2 separate regions of the Homo sapiens genome follow, and region 2 is linked to region 1. A link is a contact called in ENCODE Hi-C data. All regions are on one chromosome and are shown on one strand. Each heading gives the region's core, a stretch centred on a gene start or an enhancer-like site at or near the end of the contact. The rest is flanking DNA. Distances are from core to core; before and after follow the strand shown.

Region 1 (4,619 bases), core at 1,515-4,014:
CACACCGGTTAGAATGGCGATCATTAAAAAGTCAGGAAACAACAGGTGCTGGAGAGGATGTGGAAAAATAGGAACACTTTTACACTGTTGGTGGGACTGTAAACTAGTTCAACCATTGTGGAAGTCAGTGTGGCGATTCCTCAGGGATCTAGAACTAGAAATACCATTTGACCCAGCCATCCCATTACTGGGTATATACCCAAAGGATTATAAATCATGCAGCTATAAAGACACATGCACACGTATATTTATAGCGGCACTATTCACAATAGCAAAGACTTGGAACCAACCTAAATGTCCAACAACGATAGGCTGGATTAAGAAAATGTGGCACATATACACCATGGAATACTATGCAGTCATAAAAAATGATGAGTTCATGTCCTTTGTAGGGACATGGATGAAACTGGAAACCATCATTCTCAGCAAAATATCACAAGGACGAAAAAACCAAACACCGCATGTTCTCACTCATAGGTGGGAATTGAACAATGAGAACACACGGACACAGGAAGGGGAACATTACACACTGGGGACTGTTGTGGGGTGGGGGGAGGGGGGAGGGATAGCATTAGGAGATATACCTAATGCTAAATGATGAGTTAATGGGTGCAGCACACCAACATGGCACATGTATACATATGTAACAAACCTGCACGTTGTGCACATGTACCCTAAAACTTCAAGTATAATATAAAAAAAAAAAAAGGATCATCCCCTTATCTCCAGCTCTGGTCTCCGGAGGCCCGTGTGGCTGGAGCAAAAAAGGCAATGGGCCGGTGGAGTCTTGTTTAGTGGGGACGCCGTGGTCAGCTCTGAGCTGTTCCTACTGTTCTTAGTGGAGGTAGCAAGACCCCCGTCTCTCCTGGTGGGTAGTGTGGATGTCGCACAGACAGAAGCTCAGGTGGCAAAGGGTCGTGGAAACTTCTGCACCTTCCAGAATACGTGGGTCCATGGACGTGGACCCACGGCCACGTTAAGGCTCATGTTCATTTGTTCAGTTCACTTATTTAATTCATTTGTTCAGTGGTTCCTTCATTAATTCAGTCAATAATATTGTCTTGAGCACTTACTGTGTGCCAGAACCCAAGGTCGGGGCTAAGGATAGAAAAGAGAACTCGGGAGGCTGAAGCAGGAGAATCGCTTGAACCCGGGAGGCGGAGGTTGCAGTGAGCCGAGATCACCACTGCACTCCAGCCTGGGTGACAGAGTGAGAGTCTCCGTCTCAAAAATAGAAAAAAAAAAGAAAGAAAGAAAGAAAGAAAAAGTAACAGAAAAGATGGCTTACAGTCTTTCTTGCCAGTCTCATGAGGCCAGAATATTTGAAAAAAGCATAAATTAAGATACACAGGATTATGAAACAAACCGATTATACTGTCATGCAGTTATCAAAATATTTTTAAGTGGTGCTATACTCGTATATGTTCTTCGTTGATAGAGGATGTAACAGGATCTACAGACCAATCTATTAACTACAGTCATTTCAAAATAGTGATTAGCCCAGCTGATATTTTGAGATAACTGCATCAACTACGACGTGATAGAAAAACAGCTGTGATTTCTGTTGGAGACAAAGTCACAGACACTGCTAATACACTGTGGCTTGTTGCCGATTTTCATAATTGAGTAAATTGTTAAATCTCAGACAGTGAAAATAATGATATAAATATTTTCCTGTCCAAGTTCATAGACCCCCCTCCTCCAGATTTTATTCACAGACTCCTCGATTAAAAAGCCAGATCGGTGAGCAGAAATAAACAGGGTGAGTGTGGACAGTGATGAGCACTTGGAGGAAATCAACAGGGAGAGAGACTAACGATAAAATCAGAAGGGAGGCCCTGTGTGGGATGCAATGGTCGGGAAACGCCTGGATGAGACCACAGTTCACTCTAAAAGCCCCATACAGAGGTCGGAAACAGCTACCAGGGACTCTGATTTAGCCTGTAAATCTGCACAGTCTTCTTGAACATTTAGATCTGGTGTTCAGGACTGGACTCGGCTTTTGACCACAAGGCCTCCCAATCCGGGAAGTCCAGGTCAGCCTCGTGGACATCCAGAGATTTCATCCCAGGGCACTGAAAGTGAAATCTCTGCCTGGGCCCTGAAGCCACTTGATTTTGCAACTTTACCACCTAAACTTTCCTGGGTCACTCTTGGGGCAACCCATCCAGGGCAAGGGTAGTTTGCATGGCAAATGGAACTTTCCAAAGTTTAACTTGAAAAAGATGGTCGGCATCGGTGTCCTATTTAGAAACCAGGCTCCTTCCAGCCTGGGGATCCCCTGAACCTTCCAGATCTTTATCCAACTTTCATTCAAGCTGTGATTCCCCGGTGCCCCTTCTAAGCCAGCAGCTGTGTGACATCTCTGTTCTCATCCACCCATTTCCAGGCAGCAGCGTGTTGGGGGTGGTTAGGGAGTGTAGTGCTGGGTCACAGGCAGCCTTTGTAACTGCATATGAACCAGTGTGGCAAGCTTGCAGGATGATGTCAGAGCTGGCACCGGCAAAGAACAACTTTGTTGACAAGAAGATTAATTAGACAAATGTAGTGCCCATCAGTTATTGCCACCGCCTCCTCGGGGGTCAGCTCTAGTCAGGCCTTTGCTAGAGATTTTTTTTTTCATCTTTTTAGAGAAAGCTTAATCTCCTAACAAGGCAGCCAAGAAACAGTTCATGGCGTGCCAGAAGAGCAAGTGCATACAAGCATGTTCTGAAGTGAGGGTGCCTGCACACCGCCAGGCTGCAGGGCTGGGGCTGGCCCAGGCTTGGAGCCAACTGGGCCTCTTCCTTCTACCTGTACAGACCCAGCCCCAGGAAGCGTGTTGAGCCCCGAATCCTTCCTCACAAGAGAAGACACCCATTTGTGAGCTCTCTTGGCCTCTCTTCCTCTCTTTCCTGGGAGAGCTGCCCCTTTCATGGAGGGGCGGGCAGACAGCCATGCAGGGTCTTCAGAGCTCGGAGGCTTCCGCCACCTACACCTTCCCTCTTTATCCAAAAGGCACCTGCCCCATTGTCCCATTGTGGGAAGAGGCAATGAATGAATTGCTGAGTGGTAGCGGCCTTATTCATCATTCATCAAATACTCAGTAGGTTTATGGGCATATTATATCCCAGCAACACTGCAGTAAAGGAATGATTCCCATGTATCAGGCCCTGGCCCTGGGGAAGGGGTTATATTCTAGAGGGGGAGGCATGGCAATGAGTAAAATAAATACTCCAAGAAGCTCATCTGCACCAGTGGTAAAGGCCAAGAAGGAGCTAGGAGAGGGGATGTGGTGTTGAGGGCCGGGAGATGGCAGCCATTTTGGAAAAGGTGCCCCTGAGGAGGTGAAATTGAATTGAAACTTGAGGAGGGAGAGAATCTGTGGGGAAGAGCTGACTTCCTGTTGGCTGCAGGGGACAGGAAACTGAGAGTGCCAAGGGAGGGGATGTTCTGTGGATATCTGTTGACTGCATGAATAAAACAAAATGTTTCCAAGCTGTGCTTCTCACACTTTAGTGTTGTGTTAGAATCCTTGGGAAGGAGGGTCTTGTTAAAACATAGATGTCCAGCTCCACTGATTCAGAAGGGCTGGTGCAGGGCCCAGAGAGCTGCATTTTAACAGCCCCCGCCTCCAGGCAGCCCTCCCAGTCCCTCCTGGAGCCCCATCTCCAGGCAGGCGCTCAGCCCTGGATTGCAGCCCTGTCTGTCTGTCAGGCCTACCTGAGGTTTCAGAAAGGCCTCACAGTCAGGCTCCCAGGGGCCCAAAGCCAGTGTGGCTTCAGTGGGACCAACCTGACAGCTCCTTATAACTCTAAGGCCTCCACCTCCCACTGGCCAGCAAGGAGCCCTGGTGGGCAGGGGTGGGGCCTGCTCTGTCTCATCAGGCTATGCCCTATCTAGGGCAAGGGGTCCCTGGGGCTGGGGATGGGCTTCCCCTGGATCCTGTACCCTGCCTTTTAGAGTCACGGATACCTGGAACCCTGAGCCAACCTCCAGGTTTGTGTGGGCCTCTCTCCCTGGGTCCATCATTCTTCTGTGGGTGATGGCTCAGCTGGAACTGGGTGGGGGCGTGGATATGTGGGGCTAGTGGGTATACACACCTGTACACACACACACACGTGTGTGCACTAAAAAGCCAAGTGGGGTGAGGCGTGAAGGGGGTAGGCTGCAGCCTGGCTCTCTGTGCTGCCTTTTTTCGAAAGTCAACTCCTCAGAATTCTAAATTCAAACCTTGCCTTCATGATGATGAAGATGTATTTACCAAGGTAGAAAAATTATGGGTTTTATCTTCTAACAACTGATTGGATTGGTAACCTTTTTTTTTTTTGAGACGGAGCCTTACTCTGTCACCCAAGCTGGAGTGCAATGGCGTGACCTTGGCTCACTGCAACCTCCACCTCCTGGGTTCAAGCGATTCTCCTGCCTCGGCCTCCCAAGTAGCAGGGATTACAGGTGCACGGCGCCGTGCACGGCGCCATGCCCGGCTAATTTTTTTTGTATTTTACTAGAGACGGGGTTTCACTGTGTTGCCCAGGCTGGTCTCGAACTCCTGAACTCAGGCAGTCCACCCGCCTCGGCCTCCCAAAGTGCTAGGATTACAGGCATGAGCCACTATGCCCGGCCCCGGATTGATAACT
Region 2 (4,619 bases), core at 701-3,200, 210 kb before region 1:
GGAATTCTAGGTTGGAAATCATCTTTCCTCAGAATTTTGAAAGTTTTGCCCCCATCCAGTAGTTTGAGAAGTCTGAGGCTTGAGTTTTTTAAAATAATTTTCTCTTTTCAGTCCTCTCTTCTGGAACACACCTATTTTCTAGGATGTTGGATCACCTAGTGTTATGCTGTCATTTTATTTCCTACCTTGCTAGTTCTTTCTTCTTCTTCTTAACTTTGTCTTCCAAAATTGTTATTCAATCTTTTATGTCTACTCTGCTTTTTAAGATATTTTAATTATTCTTGTTTTATGTCAACTCCTTTTATATAACTCTGATTCTTATTTCATGGGTAAAATAATTTCTCTTGCCTTTCTGAGGATAGCAATTGCAGTGTTCTTTTATTTAAAAACATTACTTTGATTTTTCACACGTTTATTTTTAAATTTTGTTTGCTTTGATTTCCTTAAGATATTCCTTAAATTTATTGTGCTCCTCGATTGTTTATATTTAAGATGGGTGTGTGTGTGTGTGTGTGTGAGTGTGTGTGTTGTCTATTTGTACATTCACTATAGGTTGATTCAGCTTCATCCTTTGGGAACCCTAAACCTTCAGCACTTCTGGATTTTTCTGTCAGAACGGCTGCTTTTCCAGAGAGGTGGCCTCCCATCTTCTACCTGGGAGGCAGGCACATTGCTGTCAGATGTTCTCATTGCTGAGTGAGGGAATGCAGCTGCAGTTCTCGCTGCTCACTATGTAACTGCCAGTTATTTTTTTTTTATAGCCAATGTGTGACTGCTCCATAAAGATCCCCCTTGGATCTTTTTTTTAACCATTTCTGTGCATCCCTTTCCAGGTATCAGATGCTTTTGCCTTCAGTGTGGGAACCTGTGTCCTTTTTTAATTTTAATTTTTTTAAATTTTTATTTAGAACTTCCCTTAGGATACCAGAGCACTTGCTGATATGTGCAGAGTTGCAATTCCTGGGAGTTTACATTGGCCCTCGCCCAACACCAGGCAGCCCTTGACCAACGACTCTCAGGGTGAGAATATGAAAGTCCAACAGCCTTCACTAGGGATGGGACAGCTCCGAAGCTTTGCTTAGCTCTAGGGTTTGGTGAGGCTTTGCCTGAAGTTGCCCCCTTGTTTGTCTTCCTCCTGTTTCCCTTCTCCTGCTTCCTGTACTTCATTACTTGTCTTCCCAGAAACCTTGATATATTCTTGTCTTTATCTCAGGCACTTTTCTGGAAAGCCAATCTGAGACATTCCATTTTCAGTATAGTACCCATCCTTGAAGTCACTATTCAGGAAGAAGTCTGATTCTTAATATCTGACAGCCTGTCAAGGGGAAGAAAAGTTACACTTAGAATATGTAGCTCCTGTAGATAGATCTTAGATCTTAGATAGAACTTACCAGGAGGCAGATTTCAGTCCATTAGAGGACCCCCATTGTAAGTAGTAAGTTCACAGTCCTTGGAGGAACACCAGCAGAAGCTATATGCTTGCTTGATAAGATGTTTGAAGATAGGGATTTGAACAATTCATGGGGAGGCTGACGTCAGATTTCATGGCATTTGTATCTTAACACAGGACCTCCTTAATGAAATCATAGTTATGTAGCAACAGAAAACCCTAATTGAGGGAGCAAAGTTTTAATTCTGAAGTTTTGTTTCAGTACCACGTGGTACTTTTGAGACTGTGAGCACAATTAGAGCCTGTAAGATTTTTAGAGAGGTGCCCATGTGTTAATTTCCAGCACCAATTATGGCTTGATTAAAAGAGTGCCTAAACAATTGCAGTACAAATGCACTGACAGCAAATGCTTTGTGTGTTCTTGGCATTTCTGTGCCTCACTTTCATTACCAAGAGTGCAAGTCAGAATTACACATTCACACGCCTCCAGAATCACGTGCCTGTTGCTCATTGTTCCTGGGATCTTTTTGTCAGCTCTCCACTGTCAGTGTACACACACCGAACACAGTTTGCTGATTCAGCCCCACTGTTCCATTTGTAGCTCTCTAACCCAACAATGGGCCGTTGTTTTCAACTATGAAGATGGCCAGGCTGGGCTGAAAGGCAGAGTGCTGGTGATTTTATTTTGTACAGTTGTGAAGACTAACGGCTTGCCTCTCTGTCAATAAAGATTGAGACTTGAAATTCAAGGTCAGGGGCAGGGATACTATTGTCTCCCTTACCCCAAGTTGTCCCCATGGGTGTTGAGACATTTAAGCAGGAGAAGTAATTCTGTCAGCACATGGAGGTATTTGGGCACTTGTTACTCAGGTTTTTGAAAACCCAGGCCAAGGAAACACAAATAACACAGCTCTTTTAACCTTTACATGAGAAGAGAGTTCTCTTTCAGAAAATAAATATTACTATCTCCGCCTCCCTTCTTTTTTTCCACTGCAAAACAGCATGGCAAAACCTCTAAATAAACAAGCAAGTAAACAGAGAGTGGAGAAGCTAAGGCTTCATCTGTATCGGCTGACTCAGGAGGCACCAGTGCCAGGAGCATTTGCCCCAGTCCCTGCACTAGATTCTGGCTCTGGACACCCACACTAAGGAAGTGTCTGTGATGGATAGATTCTAAGGTGATCTTAGTGATGCTACCTCCTGGTGTTCATTCCTTTGATATAATGCTTTCCTCTTGAGTGTGAGCAGCACCTTTGACTTGCTTGGATATGGCAAAGGTGACTGTGTGTCACTCCTGTGGGTGAGTTACATTGTGCAAAATTTGGGCACATGAGAGCTAGAGACTCCTGCTAGAGACAGAGGAATACCAAAAAGGCCATTGTAGCTGGGATAAGGCAAGCAAGGGGGGCGGGGAATGGTGAGGGATGAAGGCAGGTGGGACCTGATGCTAACAACTTTGGATTCAGGGAAGCCTATATCTCAAATGGTGGTGGCCCTGATGAAGTAAGTGACCTTGCTGAGGAGGCCCATTGGTAAGGGACTGCAGGCAGCCTCTAGGACCTGAGGATGGCTTCTAGCTAACATCCAGCAAAAAGTCAGGACACTCAGCCATAAGGAAATGAATTCTTCCAGCAACCTGAATAAACTGGGAAGCAGATTCTTCCCCAGGTGAGCTTTCAGATGAGAATATATCTCAGTCAACACCTCAATTGCAGCCTAATGAGACCCTGAGCAGAGAAGCTATGCCCAGACTCCTAACCCACAGAAACTGAGATAATAAATGAATATAAGATTATGGTAGTTTGTTATGCAGCAATAGAAAATGAATATGCCACCTTTGATTCTTCTGTCATTTGTGAAATGGTTTGTTTCCACATTTACCACTCTCTCTTCCTGCTCCCTCTTCATACTATTTCTTAGCAGAGGGATGTTGAGATCAGAGGAACGTGAGATCTGCTGGGAACTCCATTCACTTGTTTCCCAATAACCTCCAAATGTATTTGTGTGTCCTCCCATTCTTCTCATGTTTTCTCCAACCCTGGGCCAGCTCCTCCATGCCTTACTGGGCTCTACCCTCCAAGGCCACAGGACCTTGATATACCCTGGGGTCCTCGTATAGTCGGTTGCTACCTCTCTGCTTCTTTCCTCAGCCTCTCTAGAAAGCTCATTCCCCCTTCTCTTAAAATAATCAAATAACAAACCCATATGACAATTGATGAACAAAACAACTTCTCTTGACCTTGCCGTGCTGTCAAAGGGTAGTTTTTTTCTCATTCTCTTCACTACAAAGTTCTCTAAAAAGTAGATGCCATGTGTCAATTCTCCAACCTCATTTGTTTCATCTCTCCTGTGCTGTGACCTCCTTTTGTCTGTATTGCTTTGCAGAATGCTCTCAGTAAGGGCAAGCATAGGCCTCTAGTTGCTTAATTCTCATTTCAATCCTCACCTTGGGTGAGGGGTCTGAGTCATTGGAAGCTGCTTTCTTGAACACTCACTCCCCTAGCTCATGGGAAAGCCCTCTCAGGGGTGGCCCCTGTGTAAAATAAAAGTTTCTTTGTAATTAATTAAAGAACTCACACTCCTAAATTGTATCTACTGCATTTCTCTGGTATAGTTAATCCCTATGGAAGTTTTTATAGGCAATTCATTAATTCTTAATTATCTACTCTAAACTTTGTGCTGTTAATACGAGATTTTCCCCTAATATAGTGTCTATTTCATATCTCCTGCTATTAGGAAACTCTGTTAATTAAAAATTTTAAAAATTATGAAGGATTCTTCATAGTTTTCTGGTTCACAAGGGGAGAAGGAGTAATTCGCTGGGGAAGAGGAGGAGAAGGACAATGTATGAAAATAGACCAGAAAAGAAAGGATTACACTGACATTCAATTGTTGACAGATTGCTTATGTTTAATAGTGTCATTTTTTACAACTATCCTCTTGGTATAAAATTTTATTCTATAGTTTCAGGGTTATTTTGCTTAATTTTTTTATTTGTTTTTTCAATTTTCCTTTTTTTGTCATTTTGCTTAATATTTTAATATTTTGATATTTAAGAATTTATTTCAAGAGTTTAGGCCTATATATTTTTTTCAATATAAATTTATTAATAAGCAAATACTTATCACTTACTATATATGTGACATTCTGTACATCTTGTGGGTAGGTGTCATTAGTTCCAAGTTTTGAATGAAGAAAAAGATCCAAAGAGCTCCAAGCTAGCAGACAG

What was found. A loop is a pair of places that touch in the nucleus more often than their neighbours do. Pooled maps may share reads with other maps.
Region 2: a loop to region 1 is called in a pooled map, with 7 times the contacts of the local background. The contact joins two enhancer-like sites. A Hi-C loop is called at or near these places in 3 of 168 maps with a recorded cell type or tissue (Calu3, HCT116 and mammary epithelial cell) and 6 of 50 pooled maps.

Annotation. Positions count from the first base shown.
Region 1 is chr10:120,944,061-120,948,679 of GRCh38, reverse strand. The region is part of intron 2 of LOC105378519 (a long non-coding RNA gene); the gene reads left to right. Among named protein-coding and RNA genes, the nearest start is that of WDR11, 95 kb to the right of the region's middle. Within about 2 kb of position 2,764, at least 8 of the 41 ENCODE cell types and tissues checked have a DNase peak (open chromatin) inside an H3K27ac peak, as active enhancers do.
Region 2 is chr10:121,152,347-121,156,965 of GRCh38, reverse strand. The region is part of intron 1 of LOC124902515 (a long non-coding RNA gene); the gene reads left to right. LOC105378522 (a long non-coding RNA gene) reads right to left here. Exons shown (of 3, transcript XR_946379.3): 2 at 4,523-4,619; 3 at 1,070-1,315. Among named protein-coding and RNA genes, the nearest start is that of LINC01153, 24 kb to the left of the region's middle. Within about 2 kb of position 1,950, at least 6 of the 41 ENCODE cell types and tissues checked have a DNase peak (open chromatin) inside an H3K27ac peak, as active enhancers do.